2 separate regions of the Homo sapiens genome follow, and region 1 is linked to region 2. Evidence: read pairs that join two places in POLR2A ChIA-PET (ENCODE). Cell type or tissue: IMR-90. All regions are shown on one strand. Links, peaks and the distances in the headings refer to the core of each region. The heading gives the core; the rest is flanking DNA. Region 1 has its middle 7.4 kb from the start of TTC1. Region 2 holds the start of FAM200C (family with sequence similarity 200 member C).

The links. ChIA-PET counts read pairs that join two places held together with the same protein. Peaks named below come from ENCODE experiments on the same cell type or tissue, not always from the same donor. Only the 100,000 strongest peaks of a DNase experiment are listed, where the experiment ranks them.
Region 1: POLR2A ChIA-PET joins it to region 2 with 10 read pairs; 10 of 35 experiments call an interaction of 5 or more read pairs at or near these places.

Annotation. Positions count from the first base shown.
Region 1 is chr5:159,997,349-160,006,066 of GRCh38, reverse strand. No RefSeq gene overlaps it. Among named protein-coding and RNA genes, the nearest start is that of TTC1, 7.4 kb to the left of the region's middle. RefSeq lists a silencer at 4,854-5,054. In IMR-90, for the core only: no CTCF peak of the experiment used is centred there; no DNase peak of the experiment used is centred there; H3K27ac peaks cover 588 bases.
Region 2 is chr5:160,398,248-160,406,965 of GRCh38, reverse strand. It overlaps FAM200C (family with sequence similarity 200 member C), which reads left to right and starts at 6,912. Exons shown (of 2, transcript NM_022090.5): 1 at 6,912-7,327. It overlaps SLU7 (spliceosome associated SLU7), which reads left to right. Exons shown (of 16, transcript NM_006425.5): 12 at 337-498; 13 at 1,831-1,935; 14 at 2,086-2,157; 15 at 2,410-2,526; 16 at 3,502-5,325. The coding sequence ends at 3,681. RefSeq lists a silencer at 1,977-2,177 and enhancers at 7,223-7,372, 7,266-7,951, 8,271-8,718. In IMR-90, for the core only: no CTCF peak of the experiment used is centred there; DNase peaks (open chromatin) are centred at 6,855 and 7,965; H3K4me3 peaks cover 1,655 bases; H3K27ac peaks cover 1,342 bases.

The DNA of each region.
Region 1 (8,718 bases), core at 356-8,355, 400 kb after region 2:
AGTGCTGGGATTACAGGAGTGAGCCACTGCATCTGGCCGCTTTAATATTAATAGCACCTAGCACAGTAAGTACTCAATAAGTGTTTGTTGTTACTGTAATCATTATTACTATTAATGAAGATCTCACAGATATTACCATTATTATGATTAATTACTAATAGTGATTTTATTATTACTATGTTAATGAATACTACTACTATTATTAATAGTGGCAATATTTGTGAAGGTTTCATTCACACCCCCCAGATAGGGAACTGAGCACCCAAGTTTGTTGAAAGAATCAGTGCTGAACATAAATTATTGAATAATGAATAAATGCTAGGCATCATACTAGGTCCAGTGGTGGGTATAGCAATAAATCAAGAAAGTAGCAAAAGAATCAGTTTCCCTCTTTTTTTTTTTTGGGGGGGAGCAGGTCAGTGGTTTCTTAATGACACATGTCCATCACCTAATCAGTTGTATTGAGCCCAGTTGGTTTTGGGGATAAAACCTTACATTCTGGGACCCTCTAAGTCCTGAGCTCCATTCTCTCTGTTTCCCCGGGACTGAGCTTCTTGAGCTTGCCAAAGGAGGGTCTAAAATCCAGGAACAGTCAGGGATGCTAAAAGAACTCCTTGAGAATGAGATGTATATAAAAATAAATAAGGCTGGGCATGGCGGCTTATGCCTGTAATCCAGAACTTTGGGAGGCGGAGGCAGGAGGATTGCTTGAGGCCAGGAGTTTGAGACCAGCCTGGCCAACATGGTGAAACCCTGTCTCTACTAAAAATACAAAAATTAGCTGGATGTGGTGACACAGGCCTATAATCCCAGCTACTCGGGAGGCTGAGGCACGAGAATCGCTTGAACCTGGGAGGCAGAAGTTTCAGCGAATTGAGATCACGCCACTGCCCTCCAGCCTGGGCAACAAAGTGAGACTCTGTCTCAAACAAAATATATAATAAAATAAAATAAAAATAAATAAATAATTATGATGTAGATTATGCATTCCTACAGTGTTTCCAAAACATGCTTTTGTTTCTTATTTTTTCCCAGTTCCAATCTTTGAATTAAAATTTCTGATGAGACATAATCAAGAATTAGCATCCTGTGCATTTATGTCTACATTTTTGTTTTCCCTTAGATCAGCATGCCCAATAGAAATACAATGTCAGCCACATATGTAATTTATTTATTTATTAGAGACAGGATCTCACTCTGTCACCCAGGCTGAGTGCAATGGCATAATTCTAGCTCACTGCAGCCTCAAACTCCTGGCCTCAAGTGATCCTCTCATGTCAGCCTCCCAAAATGCTGTGATAACATGCATAAGCCACTGTACTGGGCCACACATATTTTATTACTTTATTTTGTGACAGGGTCTCACTCTTGTCACCCAGGCTGTAGTGCAGTGGCACAATCATAGCTCACTGCAGCCTTGACATCCTGGGTTCAAGCCATCCTCTCACCTCAGCCTCCCAAGCAACTGGAACTACAGGCGGATGCCATCGTGCCTCTTTTTTTTTTTTTTTTTTTTTTTGTAGAGAGAGGGTCTTGCTATTTTTACCAGGTTGGTCTTGATTTCCCGGCCTCAAGGTATCCTCCAGCCTTGGCCTCCCAAAGTGCTGGGCTTATAGGTGTGAGCCACTATACCTGGTCAAATTTTAAATTTCCTGGTATCGGCATTAAAAACAGTAAAATAAGTAAAATTAATTTAATATTTACTATTATTAAATGCAATTAATGTTTTATTTAATCAAATATGTCTAAAATATCCTTTGGGCATGTGATGAATATAAAAATGTTTATCAAGTGTTTTTTTTTTTTTTTTTTTGAGACGGAGTCTCACTCATTCTGTCGCCCAGACTGGAGGGCAGTGGCACGATCTCAGCTCACTGCAACCTCCAGCTCCTGGGTTCAAGTGATTCTCCTGCCTCAGCCTCCTGAGTGGCTGGGATTACAGGCATGCACCACCATGCCCAGCTAATTTTTTGTATTTTTAGTAGAGACGGGGTTTCGCCATGTTGGCCAGGCTGCTCTTGAACTCCTGACCTCAGGTGACCTGCCTGCCTTGGCCTCCCAAAGTGCTAGGATTACCGGTGTGAGCCACCGTGCCCAGCTGTAACAAGTTATTTTACATTCTGTTTTTCTTACTAAGTCTTTGGGATCATGTGTGTATTTTATAGTGTATCTCAATTTGGACATCAAATTTTCATCAAAAATACTTGAGTCTGCATTCACATTTCATAAAATCTATATTTTAAAAAATTGATTCATATATGTAAGTTTTTTCAAACATACTTCCCAGTAACTGAATTGAATATCAGTTTTTAAATTTAAATTAATTAAAATTAAATAAAATCAGAAATTTAAGTCCTTGGTCGCACCAGCCACATTCCAGATGCTCAGTAATCACATGTGGAGAATGGCTGGTGTACTGGACAGGACAGGCTTAGACTTTCCAGAACAACTAACTATTATTCATAGAGAATTTACGTGCATCAGGGGCTGTGCCCATTACATTTGTAATTGCAGGTAATCTTTACAATAACCCTGACCTCTCTTGTTTCTTATAATCTTTTCACAAAGCATCAAAACTGATCTTTTCAAAACATGAATCATGGCTGGGCATGGTGGCTTATGCCTGTAATCGCAGCACCTTGGGAGGCTCAGGCAGGAGGAGTGTTTGAGGCCAGGAGTTCGAGACCAGCCGGGGCAGCATAGTAAGACCTTATTTCTAAAAATAAAAAATAGCCAGGTGCCATTGCACGCACCTGTCATCCCAGCTACTCGGAAGGCTGAGTGAGGAGGATTCCTTTACCCCAGGAGGTCAAGGCTGCAGTGGGCCACATGATCACACCACAGCACTCCAGCCAGACCCTGTCTCAGAGATTTAAAAAAAAAAAAAGGAAAAGAAAATATGAACCTTGTACAATTCTTTTATTGACTTCCCACCCTGATTAGAATAAAATCTAAAATCCTTACCATTATGCATAAAGCCCATGTGATCGGGCCTCTGCCTCCCTCTCTGACCTCATCTCGTACCACCTTCCCTCTTGATACTATACTACTCTCTGTTCCTAAAACAACATTTTTTTTTTTTGAGATGGAGTCTTGCTCTGTCGCCCAGGCTGGAGTGTAGTGGTGCAGTCTTGGCTCACTGCAACCTCCCAGGTTCAAGCGATTCTCCCACCTCAGCTTCCCAAGTAGCTGGGATTACAGACGCACACCACCATACCCGGCTAATTTTTGTACTTTTTTTTTTTTTTTTAGTAGAGACGAGGTTTCACCGTGTTGGCCAGGCTGGTCTTGAACTCCTGACCTCAAGTGATCTGCCCGCCTCAGCCTCCCAAAGTCTTGGTGTTACAGGCGTGAGCCACCACGCCCGGCCCTAAAACAACACCTCTTTTCCCATCGCCACACCTCTGTGCTCCATGTTCCTGTGGCTTGATACCATTAACAGCTCTTCCCATGGTTATTGCTCATTCTCACACTTCAGGTCTTCAATGTCACTTAAGTAGCTCACTCTATTACATCACCCTCTATATCCCCTCCGTATCGTTTATCACCATCTGTAATAATCTTATTTACTTGATTATTATAGTGCCTTCTATTAGATGGTAAGATCCACAAGGATAAGGATCTTGTCTGTATTATTTGCTGTGAAATTTATAGCTTTTCACAGTGTCTGGCACACAATAGGCACTCAAATATTTGTTATGCAGGTGGATGAAATTGGTAAGTACTGTTATTGCAAATGATAAGACTGAGAGGCTCAGAGAGGTTAAAAGTTTTTCCCAAGGTCACACAGTTAGTAGAATGGATCAGGGACTTAAAACCCAGTCTAACCACAAAGTCTATATTCTTCTAAAGAACAAAAGTGCTGGGCAGATTTAGTAACCTTAACTGCAAAGAGGAGAAGTGACTTGAAGGTGATTTATATCTATAAAAAAAAAATGTGGATATATATTTGGCAGGAAAACTCAGCCGTTTCTCAGTGTCAGGCAAATGGCTCAGAGCCTGGTTAAAGATTAGGCTTTTAATGCTGGTGTTGGATGGGTGGAGGGACCAAGACTGACACAGTCTTCGAAAGAGTTATCCAGAGGCTGCCCAGGCAAGCATTCTGCTCCCACTCACTTGAGTGCTCATTCCCCTTTTGCCCTCCACCTTGGTCTTCTGGACAAAGATAATTCACTGCCTCAACCATAATGGAATGGCTGACCTGGCTGACCTAGCATATTCCCCTCACTGCACCCCCCCACCCTCGCACTCATCAGCTGGACCCAAACAGTTTATTCTGAGTTGTGAAACTTACTTCCAACCCTCACTTTATTATATGAAATGTCAATGTTGGTTTTAAAGCATAAAGCATTGTGTCCCATGATATACAAACCATTGCAAGTTTAGGCAGGTGGCCAATTTTGGTCCAGCTGGTGGCAAGGGCAGGTGTCGGAAGGAAGGGGACATTTGCTGAGTGCTGACTGGGTGCCAAGCACCGCACAGAACACCTTCAGCTGTCATTTAGACTCATTTTGAAGGGGAAGGAAATATTTTCACTCCAGAAAGGAGACAGATTTCTTTGTCATCCTCTGTTCAGGTCAAAGCAGAGATAGTGGGTTTTTGGGGAGCTGACTAAACTACAAATTCCTCAGCAACAAGCTCACTCTGGGGATTGAGATCTCAGCTTGGAAGTTCCCACTCTGGGGGCTCACATTTTAAAGAGGATGACTCTACCCTCCACCACTCCAGTTATCCACAACTGCTCAAACGCCGTTGTCACACAAAAGCAGCCATGCACACCACATAAATGAACAAGAATGCCTGTGTTCCAATAAAACTTTATTTATAAAAGCAGGCATCAGGGGGGACTTGGCCTGTGGTCTGTAATGTGCTGACTCCTGTTTTAGAGATGAACTGTGATATCAGACTGGCCAAGACTGAATCCCAGCTCTGCTCCAACAAGTCCTATCACCTTGGACGAGCTCCTTAACTTAAGTAAGCTTCAGATTCCCTATTCGTAACATGGAGACAATGACAGTATTTTCATCCCAGGGCTACTGGGATGCATAAGAGAATTAACATATGTAGAATACTCAGAGCCTGTCTTTTAAAAAGTAACAGCTGGGTGTGGTGGCACATGCCTGTAATCCCAGCTACTCAGGAGGCTGAGGCGGGAGGATCACTTGAACCCAGGAGTTCAAGGCTGCAGTGAGCCATGATTGAGCCACTGCACTCCAGCCTGGACAACAGAGTAAGACCCTGTGTAAGGAAAATGAAAATAAGTGATCCACATGCCTCAGCCTCCCAAAGTGCTGGGATTACAGGTGTGAGCCACTTCCCCCAGCATAATCAGTTGATTTTTTAAAAAATACATATAAAAGTGGACTTTTCAGGACGGGATGGTGGCTCGTGCCTGTAATCCCAGCACTTTGGGAGGCCGATGCGGGCAAATCACTTGAGGCCAGGAATTTGAGACCAGCCTGGCCAACATGGTAAAATCCCATCTCCACTAAAAATATGAAAATTAGCTGGGTGTGTTGGCAGGCGTATGTAATCTCAGCTACTCGGGAGGCTGAGGCAAGAGACTTGCTTCAACCTGGGAAGTGGAGGTTTCAGTGAGCCAAGATTGCACCATTGCAGTCCAGCCTGGGTGACAGAGAGACGCTCTGTCTCAAAAAAAAAAAAAAAAAAAAAATGGGCTTTTCTTTTTTCTTTTTTAGTAGCATAGAAATTTCCTCAAGCCTGACTTTTAGCGGCATTATTTATATGACTCAAACCCCAACATCATCCTGAAATTCTCTTGAAGCGAGAAAAAAAAAAAGAATAGCTTCCAGTGTGCAAATCAAACATCCTCCCCAACATAAATATCTCAGACTATTTCCATAAATATTTGGAGAAACTGATCAAAATAGTAGCTTGTTTAGGAACTATCTTGCTTGTCCATGTAGACTACTTCACTCACAGTACCCTGTGTCTTTTAGTTAAAGACTATGAAAGCATTCAGCAGTACTTCAAACATAATTTGAAGTACTTTCTTAAACATAATTTAACAAATAAGATATTCATAGCCTGGGCATGGTGGCTCGTCCCTCTAATCCCAGCAGTTTTGGAGGCTGAGGTGGGAGGATCACTTGAGGCCAGGAGTTCAAGACAAGCCTGGGCAACATAGACCCCATCTTTACAAAAAATGAAAAATTGGCCAAGTGTGGAGGCATGTGCCTGGAGTCCCAGTTACTTGGGTGGCTGAGGTGGGTGGATCACTTGAGCCCAGGAGATTGAAGTTGCAGTGAGCTTTTGATGTGGTTTGGATCTGTGTCCCCACCTAAATCTCGTGTTGAAGTGTAATCTCCAGTGCTGGTGGTGGGTCCTGATAGGAGGTGATTGGATCATGGGGTCAGTTTCTCATGGTTTAACACCATCTCCCCTTGGTGTTGTGGTCACAATAGTAAGTTCTCGTGAGATCTGCTTCTTTAAAAGTGTGTGGCATACCCACGTTTTTTTTTTTTAATGGCAAATCCACACTGTCAGATAAGGCCCATGGCCTTTCTAGTGTTTTCCTGCACTGTCCTTAAAATGTGACCATAATGTCCCTCTTTCAGGCAGGAAGAAATGTGACAAAGATAAAAGGCATATACAGGGCCAGGTGTGGTGACTCACACCTGTAATCCCAACCACTCAGGAGACCAGGGTGGGAGGGTTGCTTGAGCCTAGGAGTTTGAGACCAGCCTGGGCAACATAGCAAGATCCCCTGCTACAAAGGTAGAGGGTGTAAGGTATTTCTTTATAGCAGTACAAGAACGGATTAATACAGCTGTGTTCACACCACTGTACCCCAGCCTGGGTGACAGAGTAAGACTCTGTCCTAAAAACAAACAAACAAACAAACAAAATATATTTGTAGATCTTTACTTGGCTATTTGAAACATTAATTATGGCTACCTAAGCTGACTTTTAGATGAATATTTAATAAGTATTCACAGATATCCAAAGACACAGATTATGAACAAGACAAACCAACCTTCCTTATTTTTCTGTCCTTTGTCCATTTATCCCGGTTTAGAAGTTGTAGACAAAATGAACTGTGTTTGATCTATAACTTAAAATCACAGTACATTGACTCAAGCTTTTCAAAGAGCCTAAGATAATTGGAGCTACAAGACCCATTGGCGAAATCTCATTTTATCTTCTATTTTCGTAAGTAGTTCCATCCAAGTGCACTTAAGATGCAGTTCCCCCTTTATTATTGAATTTTATATGAATTCAGCCCTAAACTGGCACTAAAAAGATAATATATGGTTGTAGCAGGACACTTACATGGAAGTGACAGAAAAACATCAGCGTCTCTGGGAAATAGGTCTCAAGTTGAAGAATATAGTAAGACTCAACATTCACTCAGCACTACAGAAGCCGATCCTGTGTAATTGAAAATGCGTAAGCTCTGCATTCGTGTGTGCTTACATGAAGATTACTTTGGTTCCCCTAACAGCTCTGAGCTAGACAAAGCAAGTATTACTTCCATTTTACCGAAGAGAAACTGAGGAAATTGAGAGCTGAAAGGACTTGATCAGGAAGACCACGATAGCTTATGACAGAGTTATATTTATAGCCGGAGGGACAAAGAGATCTCTGTCCAGTTCTTCATCTCATTTGTTCTATGAACTCCTTTGGTGGGCTGCTGAAGCCTCTGGATCGCTTCTCAGAGAAATTTTTTTAAATGCATAAAACAAAATATACTGGAATATGAAGGAAATAAATTATATTGAAATACAGTTCCTATAATACTAACAATAAAATTAGCAAGATATATATATCTACGTATCTACATATTCTGTTTGTCTACACACACACTCCTTTTTATTAACACATTAAGTATAGCAGGTGTAATAACTACCACAATTTTGAAGTAGTGATGAGTATATTCAATATTTCAAGTCATCTGAAACAACTGTAATATGCTATGAAATATCTGATATTCTTTTGGTGATAAAGTCAAAAGCTCTGCTAATATTACTATGTTCTATTGGCTAAGTTCATAAAAGAAGGAAAAACTAAATTTCAGTTAAAAGTTAGAGGCCAGGCGCGGTGGCTTACGCCTGTAATCCTAGCACTTTGGGAGGCCGAGGCAGGAGGATCACCTGAGGTCGGGAGTTTGAGGCCAGCCCGGCCAACATGGTGAAACCCCATCTCTACTGAAAATACAAAAATTAGCCAGGCGGGGTGGTGGTCATCTGTAATCCTGGCTACTTGGGAGGCTGAGGCAGGAGAATTGCTTAAAACTGGGAGGCAGAGGTTGCAGTGAGCCGAGATTGGGCCACTGCACTCCAGCCTGGGTGACAGTGCAAGACTCTGTCTCAAAAAAAAAAAAAAGTTAGTGAAGATAAGAATGTAATTTTCCCCCTATCTAAAGTCATGACCCTTCCCTCTAAATTTTATCCATTGTCCCTTTAGGGGTTTGTAGATCTCAAGTTAGGAACTCCTTATCTAGTCCAATCCCTCATAAAGCAGATGAACAAATGAGGTCCAGAGAGGGAATGTGATTTATCTAAGACATTTTAGCCACATAGCAGGGAATAAACTAGAACCCAGAGGTTGGTAATTCCTTCTCTATAAGGCTGTTATGAGGAATAAATGTAACAATATATGTAAAATCTTAGCACAGTACCAGTGACACAATAGGCATTTGTAGAAAACTGGCCACACAACACAGTAGAAGCAGAGAGATGAGACTTTCTGGAAATC
Region 2 (8,718 bases), core at 136-8,135:
AATAACATGGTCAGGCCCAGATTCAAGGGACAGAGAAAGACTTCGTCTCTTGATGGGAAGAAAAGCAAAGCCCTGTGGCAAAAGGGCATGTATAGAAAGATAAGAGGAATTTATGGCCATCTTGTAACTTACTGTACTCAACAGATGAATAGCAACTGAGACATCTTCTATTTGCCTCAGAAAAAATTTGTGGCTTTTTTTTTCCTACTGTGCTTTCTATAACAAAACCCAGTAAAGAATGTTCCCTTTCTTTCTGATTAGAAATAAATGTTTTCTGGAAATTTAAATGCAAATCAGGTTGTAAAATGTATTGAATAATGTCCAATGTCCTTTTAGTATGGTGGCCAAGAACATTTGGATGCCCCTCCAGCTGAATTGCTTTTAGCCCAGACTGAAGACTATGTGGAGTACTCAAGACATGGGACAGTCATCAAAGGACAGGAGCGGGCTGTTGCCTGCTCTAAGTATGAGGAGGATGTGAAGATCCACAATCACACAGTATGTGCTAAACTGGAACAATTTTGTGTCCTTGTTGGTTTTGCTCTGTATTGCATTTTTCCACTACAACTTTATTAGCTAACCATTTGTATTCTCTATGCTTTAAAAAAAAAAAAAAATTTTAACTGTTTCATGGAATTTTTTCAAAAATAGAAAAATTTTGAAGGAATACTATGTTCATCTATATACCCATCATCTAAATTCTGAAATTTTTAACATATTGCCTTATATGCTTTGTCTAGTTGTATGTGTGCATATGCACAGTTTTACATATATATGTAAAATACACATATATACACACATATAGTTTATGTATATATTTATTTGACTGAAACATTTGGAAATTATGTATATCATGACATTTTATCCATAAACGCTGTATCACATATCTCCTTAAAATGAGGATTTTCTTCTATATAACCACATCGACATTATTGCACTTCAGAAAATTAACATTATATCACCTAATATCTAGTCATTAATCACATTTTCCAAAATATACAGAAAAATGCCTTTAACACCTATTTTTTGTTTTAGTCAGAATTCGTTTCAAATTTCTTTTGATCGTTATGCGGTTATTATGTCTCTTTTCTAGAGTGTATCTCTTCATTTTCATGACGGTGACCATTTAACAGATTAGGCCAATTAGTTTGTAAATTGTCTCATATTCTGTATTGACTGGTTCCTAGTAGTGTTATATAACTTGTTTCTCTATCCCTGTATGTTTTATAAATAGGAATTTAGGTCTAACGGCTTGATTGGATATAAGTTAAATATTTTGACAAGAATATTTAATAAGTAATGTAGTATATTCATATTGCATTGTAAACATCATAAAGCATATATTGTCCTTTGCTGTTCTCTTGAAGTAACCAAACTACAATTGTCTCTCTTAGTTGAGGGTCAAAAACCTAACTCCCTATAGGAGCCAGACCAGTGATCATACATGAGTGAAGTGAGCCAGGCAAATTGTACAAACTGGAGAACACAAGCCCTATCTAATGGGGCATCCACTGTTCAGCAACAGCTGATTATTGCCAAGTGGTTATATAGGCCCAGAATTTCCCACTCCTACGTTTTTCAAGAGAAGTCAGATACCCTAAATTTTTTAATAGGCTTTTGGGAATAGAATTTAAGAGTTTTGTAACTACAGGTCCTGCTTCTCACACTTCAGGTCAGACTACCTTCTCCCTGTTAGCCAGCCTTGAATCCCCATAATTTTTCTCCCAAATTACCTTTAATGGGCTGTATTATTTTATACTCTTATCAACAGTATACAGAAGTTTCTAATTTCAGCTTCCTTTTTAAGCTTTTTAATTTCTCTCTCTGCAGCATATCTGGGGATCGTACTGGAAAGAAGGCCGATGGGGATACAAATGCTGTCACTCTTTTTTCAAGTATTCCTATTGTACTGGAGAAGCTGGGAAGGAGATTGTTGTAAGTAATTGTCTTTGGTTCTTAAAGGTATAAAACAACCGAAGCTCCTAAGTCAAACTAAAACATGCTGTCTCATGTTTCAAATTTTAACTTGTTCTTAGATGATTAGTAACTATGACACTCAACTCAAATTACATGTATTTCCCACAGAACTCTGAGGAGTGTATTATAAATGAGATAACTGGGGAAGAATCTGTGAAAAAACCTCAAACCCTCATGGAGGTAAGTTGATAATCATTTGTCCTGAATTTTTAAGTCCTGGAGGGAGGGCTTTAAAACCTGCACCTGAGTTTTTTTTTTTCTTTTGAAACAGAATCTCATTCTGTCGCCCAGGCTCGAGCGCAGTGCACGGTCTGGGCCCACTGCAACTTCCGCCTCCTGGGTTCAAGTGATTCTTGTGCCTCAGCCGCCCAAGTAGTGCACCTGAGCTTTGTTTTCACATTAATAACACTGCATTTCAATCCTCCCTTTCAGCTGCATCAAGAAAAACTGAAAGAGGAAAAGAAGAAGAAGAAAAAGAAAAAGAAGAAGCATCGAAAGAGCAGTTCAGATAGTGATGATGAAGAAAAGAAGCATGAAAAATTGAAAAAGGTAATTTGTGAAGTCTAAATAGTAAAAGTGACAAGTAGCAGTATTCTTTGTTTTTTGGGTTGTTTTTATTTTTTTGAGACAGGGTCTTGCTCTGTTGTCCAGGCTGGAGTGCAGTGGCACGACCGCAGCTCACTGCAAGCTCCACCTCATAGGCTCAAGCAATTCTTCTGCCTCAGTGTCCCAAGTAGCCGGTATTACAGGCACATGCCCCCATGTGCAGCTAATTTCTGTATTTTTTTATAGAGCCAGGATTTCACCATGTTGCCCAGTCTGGTCTCAAACTTCTGAGCTCAGGTGAACTGCCCACCTCATCCTCCCAAAGTGCTGGGATTGCAGGCATGAGCCACCGTTCTTGCCAGTATTATTTGTCAAGGCCTTTATTTGTAATGGCCTGTGATCTAGTCCTGTCTCCAAATGCATTTTTACAATGATGAAACAAGCCTAGAGTCTGAGTGATTTGCTCAAGTTATATTAATGGAGATATTGTGAGGTGTAGGTATTGCCTTCTTCTTGGAGTATTTAGTAATTATGACTAATGGACAGAAGAAATGTGCATTCTAAAGCATTTTAGAGTTATTGGCATGTTGACCGGAAAGAATTGCCTTCTAGCTCCGTAGTTTGTAAGTTTTGGCAAGTCCTTGAGAAAAGTCAGAATTGTAGTCTCTACCAGAAGCATCATTTGTGAGCTTGTATAAGTAAAGTGAACCTCATTTAATTTTTGTTATTAAATAAAATTTCTTCAACATTGATTTAAAATGTTATAGAATGTTTTGTGCTGTATAAAAATATCATATAAGCCAAATAGTGATTAGTTGTAGCTTGACAGTAGAAGGGCTGACTCCAAAGCTCTTTCAGGCAATCTGCGTTTTTGATAGAGCAGTTCATATTCAGTGGGGTGTGTTGGTACTCTGCCACTTTTGAAGAAAAGACATCTGATGTAGAGCTGTGATACACATTTTATTCCTCTCACTATAGGCACTGAACGCAGAGGAGGCCCGCCTTCTTCATGTCAAGGAGACCATGCAGATTGATGAGAGGAAGCGGCCTTACAATAGCATGTATGAAACTCGAGAACCTACTGAAGAGGAAATGGAGGCATATAGAATGAAACGTCAGAGGCCAGATGACCCCATGGCCTCTTTCCTTGGACAGTAGCAACTAGTCAGAAGACCATCCAAGATAGATGCAGCTGATACATTCTTTTCAGCTTCTTATTGATGATTGTAGATAGAAAAATCCTTGTTTATTCTTCTTGCTGCCTGGCTTTAATAAATATTTCAGATGCCTCACAGTAAGTTCACTCCTTTCCATACTGAGGAAACAAGAAAAGAAGAAGAGGCACATGAAGTGTGCTTTTGGGAATAGAATTTAAAATTGGATTAAGATTTTATTTCCAGTTTTTTTTATTTATTTATTTTTTTTTTTGAGACGGAGTCTTGCTCTGTCGCCCAGGCTGAAGTGCGGTGGCGCGATCTCGGCTCACTGCAAGCTCCACCTCCCAGGTTCACGCCATTCTCCTGCCTCAGCCTCCCTAGTAGTTGGGACTACAGGCGCCCGCCACCATGCTCAGCTAATTTTTTGTATTTTTAGTAGAGACGGTTTCATCGTGTTAGCCAGGATGGTCTCGATCTCCTGACCTTGTGATCCACCCGCCTCAGCCTCCCAAAGTGCTGAGATTACAGGCGTGAGCCACCGCGCCTGGCCTATTTCCAGTTTTATGTGAGTCATGTAAAAAAGCCTTGGCTCTCTACCTATTAAGAATGTCTCTTTCTCTGTATTTATTAAGCTTCAAACTTTATTGCTTCGATTTTTGTGGCCCTATATTTAGTATTAGCACACCTTGGTTTTGAGAAAAAAACAGGGCTTTGTTTTTTTAAATAATTACTAGCAACTCTGTGACTACATTTATTTTTATTTTTTTTAGAGACAGGATCTTGCTATGTTGCCCAGGCTAGAGAGCAGTGGCTTTTCACAGACAAAGTCATAATGCCCTGCAGTCTTGGGCTCAAGCGATTCTCTCTTCCTTGGCCTCTGGAGTAGACTAAATGTGTTAGTCTTTGAATGGAAAACAACTATTTTCTCATCATTGGGTCAATATTGACTGATCAGTAGTAGGTCTTTTACCATTCTGGACATAAGTCTAGGTGTAGAAATCCTTTCCTTTATCATAGAGGATATGGTTTACATTACCGTTTGTTTTCATTGTGATTGCCCCTATGTAACAATCATGAATATTAGATTTTTTAAATTGTAGAATATCCTAATATTTATAGCCAGCAGCTGTTACTTTGTTTGTAAAATTTGCAAAAAAACAAAACCTGAAGTTGGTTTATTGAAAGAATTATAAGGATAGCTTCTAGGGATATTAGTAATAGATTGCCATGATCCTGAAGCCTCTTCTCAGAACACTGTGAAGATAATACTGACAGTAGAATCAGTGAAAACAGCCTAACAAAACCTCTGACATCAGTATATCAACTTTTAACAGCCCACTCACTGGCTTTTCTAAACTACCAAAAACCACCTGTAGGATACTGCATTAAGTCAGCATCTCAGAAACAGTGGTGTGAGTAACTGAGTCAAATTGTCAAGTACTTTGGATATACATAGTGTCGAGCTTTAGATTGGTATGAAATTAAACAGCAATGCAAATAGATTTAATTCCTATTTACTTTAAGAATGAAAAACAATGTTCATTTTCCTACCTAAACAGGGTGGTTCAACATAAAGGCTGATGTTGTGTCCGTTTTGTATTTTATCTTTTGTTAAAGATACATAAATGACAATACTTAACTGTGAGTGGTTTGTAGCATTATTTCTAATATTTGGCAGAAAAGTTGTTTATGGGACAGGGAGGGGAACCTGGATTAGCTTCTGTGAGTTTAAGAAAATTTCAGCATCTTGTCACCTAACCTTTCTGGACCTCTTTCCCTCTTCTATGAGGCCTGGTTTACTTAGATTTAGGAAGAATTCTGTAATATCCAGAATCATGTCTTCTGTTTTATTTTGGAAAAGTAATGCCTAGCCAGCCTGGCCAACATAGCAGAGCCCTGTCTCTATGAAAAATACGAAAATTAGCTGGGCATGGTGGCACACGCCTATAATCCCAGCTACTCAGGAGGCTGAGGCATGAGAATTGCTTGAACCCGGTTCAAGAAGTTACAGTGAGCTGAGATTGCGCCACTGCTCTCCAGCCTGGGCAACAGAATGAGACCCTGTCTCAAAAAAAAAAAAAAAAAAAAAAGAAAAAAACATAATGCCTAGGACATTACTCAGATTGAGCTTTGATTTTATTATCTCAATAATAGCTGCCTTTTGAGTGCGAGAATTATGTACTGTAATTGTCATAATGTTATCTCCTTCCTCAAAAGAATTTCATGGGGTAATGGATGATATGTAAGTTTTACAAAAAGCACATGGAATTAACTCCAAGTAACCTGCACAAATCCTAACCGTTGGAGTCAGGACATGAAGCTAGCTGTGGGATTCTGAAGCCTACCCCTTTCTCTAGTATTGAAGGCCCTAATTTCTTGACCAACAAGGCTGGTCTTTAGCAGTTTCTTCCATCCACAAAAAACTTCAGCAGCCCGTCAATATTTACCAGGCTCACCCTTAACACCTGAAAATGATGTATCTGGCCCACATTCGTTGACGCCCCACCACTCCTCACACACACTAGTCTTATGGAATGCTTCTAACAAGATTGTACAAAAATGAGTAAACTCATTAAGTTTATAAGAATTCTGGAAAGACCCCCAAACAGGAAAGGGCTATATTCCGGTTTCTTTCAACAACGTTTCCTAGTTTCTACTTGGGATTTTTCTCTAAAACCTCTCTAATATGGGTTTATTTCTTTGAAATCATGTTGTTGAAAGAATTTAAAATAAAAATATTTCAGATATATGATGATGACATGGAAATTCATCCCTATGCTCCCACTTACGGAAAGTGGGATCAGCTTGCATAGGCAACAGTACACAAGCTATGGAAGCTCATCCTCCACTGCTGAAATGTCTAATCTGAAATTACAATGAGCTTCCTTCTCTTTTTCTCTCATTTATTCCACATGGAACATGGCAATTATCAGGCGTTTTATCTCCAAGCTCAAAGCCCGACACAATATAAAAGTTTAAGTGCTCTGCATGTTAAAAAGAACTATGTGGAGTTTACAGCCCCTTCCATTCCTGAAATTGTACAGTTCATCCTCTCTGGCAGACACAATAAACAAACGATTTCTTGTTCCACGTACACAATCTTAAAAAAAAAATTGGGAAGGGCTAGCGCGCATGCTCAATACTCAAGCCAGCCAGCCCATCCCACAGCCCTTTGCTACTGCGCCTGCGTGTGGGAGACGCCTCTCCCAGTTTGCGGGCGGGAAGCACCCTGGAGAACCCGGATGGAACCCGGGCCTGGCTGAGGCGGAGGTTGTTGCGGATGCTTCTCTCTCCAGGCGCACCGCAGATTCCTGCCCGGGGGTTGGACCCGAGGAACCGCCGTCTCTACTGGTTCCGACGGCCAGAGGCTGGGCCCTAGGCTGAGCGGAGAGTGGGACTGGAGCCTGAAACGGGCGCCTAAAAGAAGCCCGTGCATCCCATAGGCCTGCGCCTCAGGCTTGGAGACGGGCGGGCGGAGACCGCGCTGAGTCTTTTTTTTTTTTTTCCTAGCAGCTGGCGTTCTTATCTCACCCGGGAGGCTGTAAAAATCTCCGTCCTTAACAGTAACACCATCAGGTCCTATCAGTTAAGAGCTGCTTGTTATTTGCATGCATTCTTATAATTAAATCTCCTAACAACCCTGTAAGGTAGGTACTGTTATCCCCTCTGGAGGAACTGAGGCTTGGAAAGGTCCCATCCTGTAAGTGACAAAGCCACGATCCCAGGCGTTTGCCCCTGGAGCGTCTGCCCAGCCACCAAGTTCCTGCCCCCATTCTCCTGGCTATTGATTTTAACTGTAAAATGTAATGGTTAAATGCTCTGCCTCCCCAGACACCTGCGCCTATCATGATCTTGCATACGCAGTGGCTAGAAAGAAGTTGAATTGTATTTGGTTTGGAGTTTTAGGTTTACAGCTGCACTTTGGTGTTTTCACTGCTGGAATATATATATATTAGCATTCCCTAAATATTTGTTTTGTGAGTGTTCACTTTTAACTGATTTTTCTCATTTGTAATACTTTTTCATATCTACCCTTCATAAACTTGCAAAAACATTTTACTTTGTTATATCAGATCTTTCATTAAGCATCTGAAGATAATCTCTCAAAAGAATCATGCTTAAAATGAGTGATATCTATCTTAAGATAATGCTTTTTATCTTTTTATTATGGAAAGTTTCCAAAATACATTAAAATAGAACGGTGTAATGATGTATACCCATCATCCAGCTTCAAGAGTTACCAACTTAAGGCCAGTCATTTCTTTTATCTCCACCCCGCTTTGTGCATGTTTGTGAGTGTGCTGAAGTACGTATTTCAAAGGAATCCCAGACATCTTATTTCACTTGTAAATAATTGTCTGTATCTAACAAATGAGGACTTTTTAAAAACACAACCACAATACCATTATCATGCCTGTTTAACAATATCTCCTTATCATGATGCTTTTTAATGTTTACGTTTTTTAGGATATTGTAATTCCTAAATACCACAAAAGCGCAAGTGCAAATTGTGAGGTTCTAAAACACAAGCCTCTTGGGCAGTAAGTTCATCTTTGAGGCCCTTGAAAATTCTTGCCACCTGTTCTCCCTTTTTGAGGGTTATGGAGAAGAATACTTTAAATTGATTTTCCTAAAACTGTTCAAAACAGATAAATTTTAAATTAAAATATACTTGAGAGACATAGTCAAGGTGGATAGGAATGGACTCTTAACAGATCTTGTAATGATTTCCAGTTTGTTTTGTTTTTGAGACAGAGTCTCACTCCGTCACCCAGTCTGGAGAGCGCAGTGGCATCATCTCGGCTCACTGCAACCTCTGCCTCCCAGATCAAGCGATTCTCCTGCATCAGCCTCTCCAGTAGCTGGGATCACCATGCACAGCTAATTTTTGTATTTTTAGTAGAGACGAGGTTTCGCCAAGTTGGCAGGGCCAGTCTCAAACTCCTGACCTCAGGTGATCCGCCTTCCTCGGCCTCCCAAAGTGCTGGGATTATGGACATGAGCCACCGTACCCAGCCTTTTTTTGAGACAGAGTCTG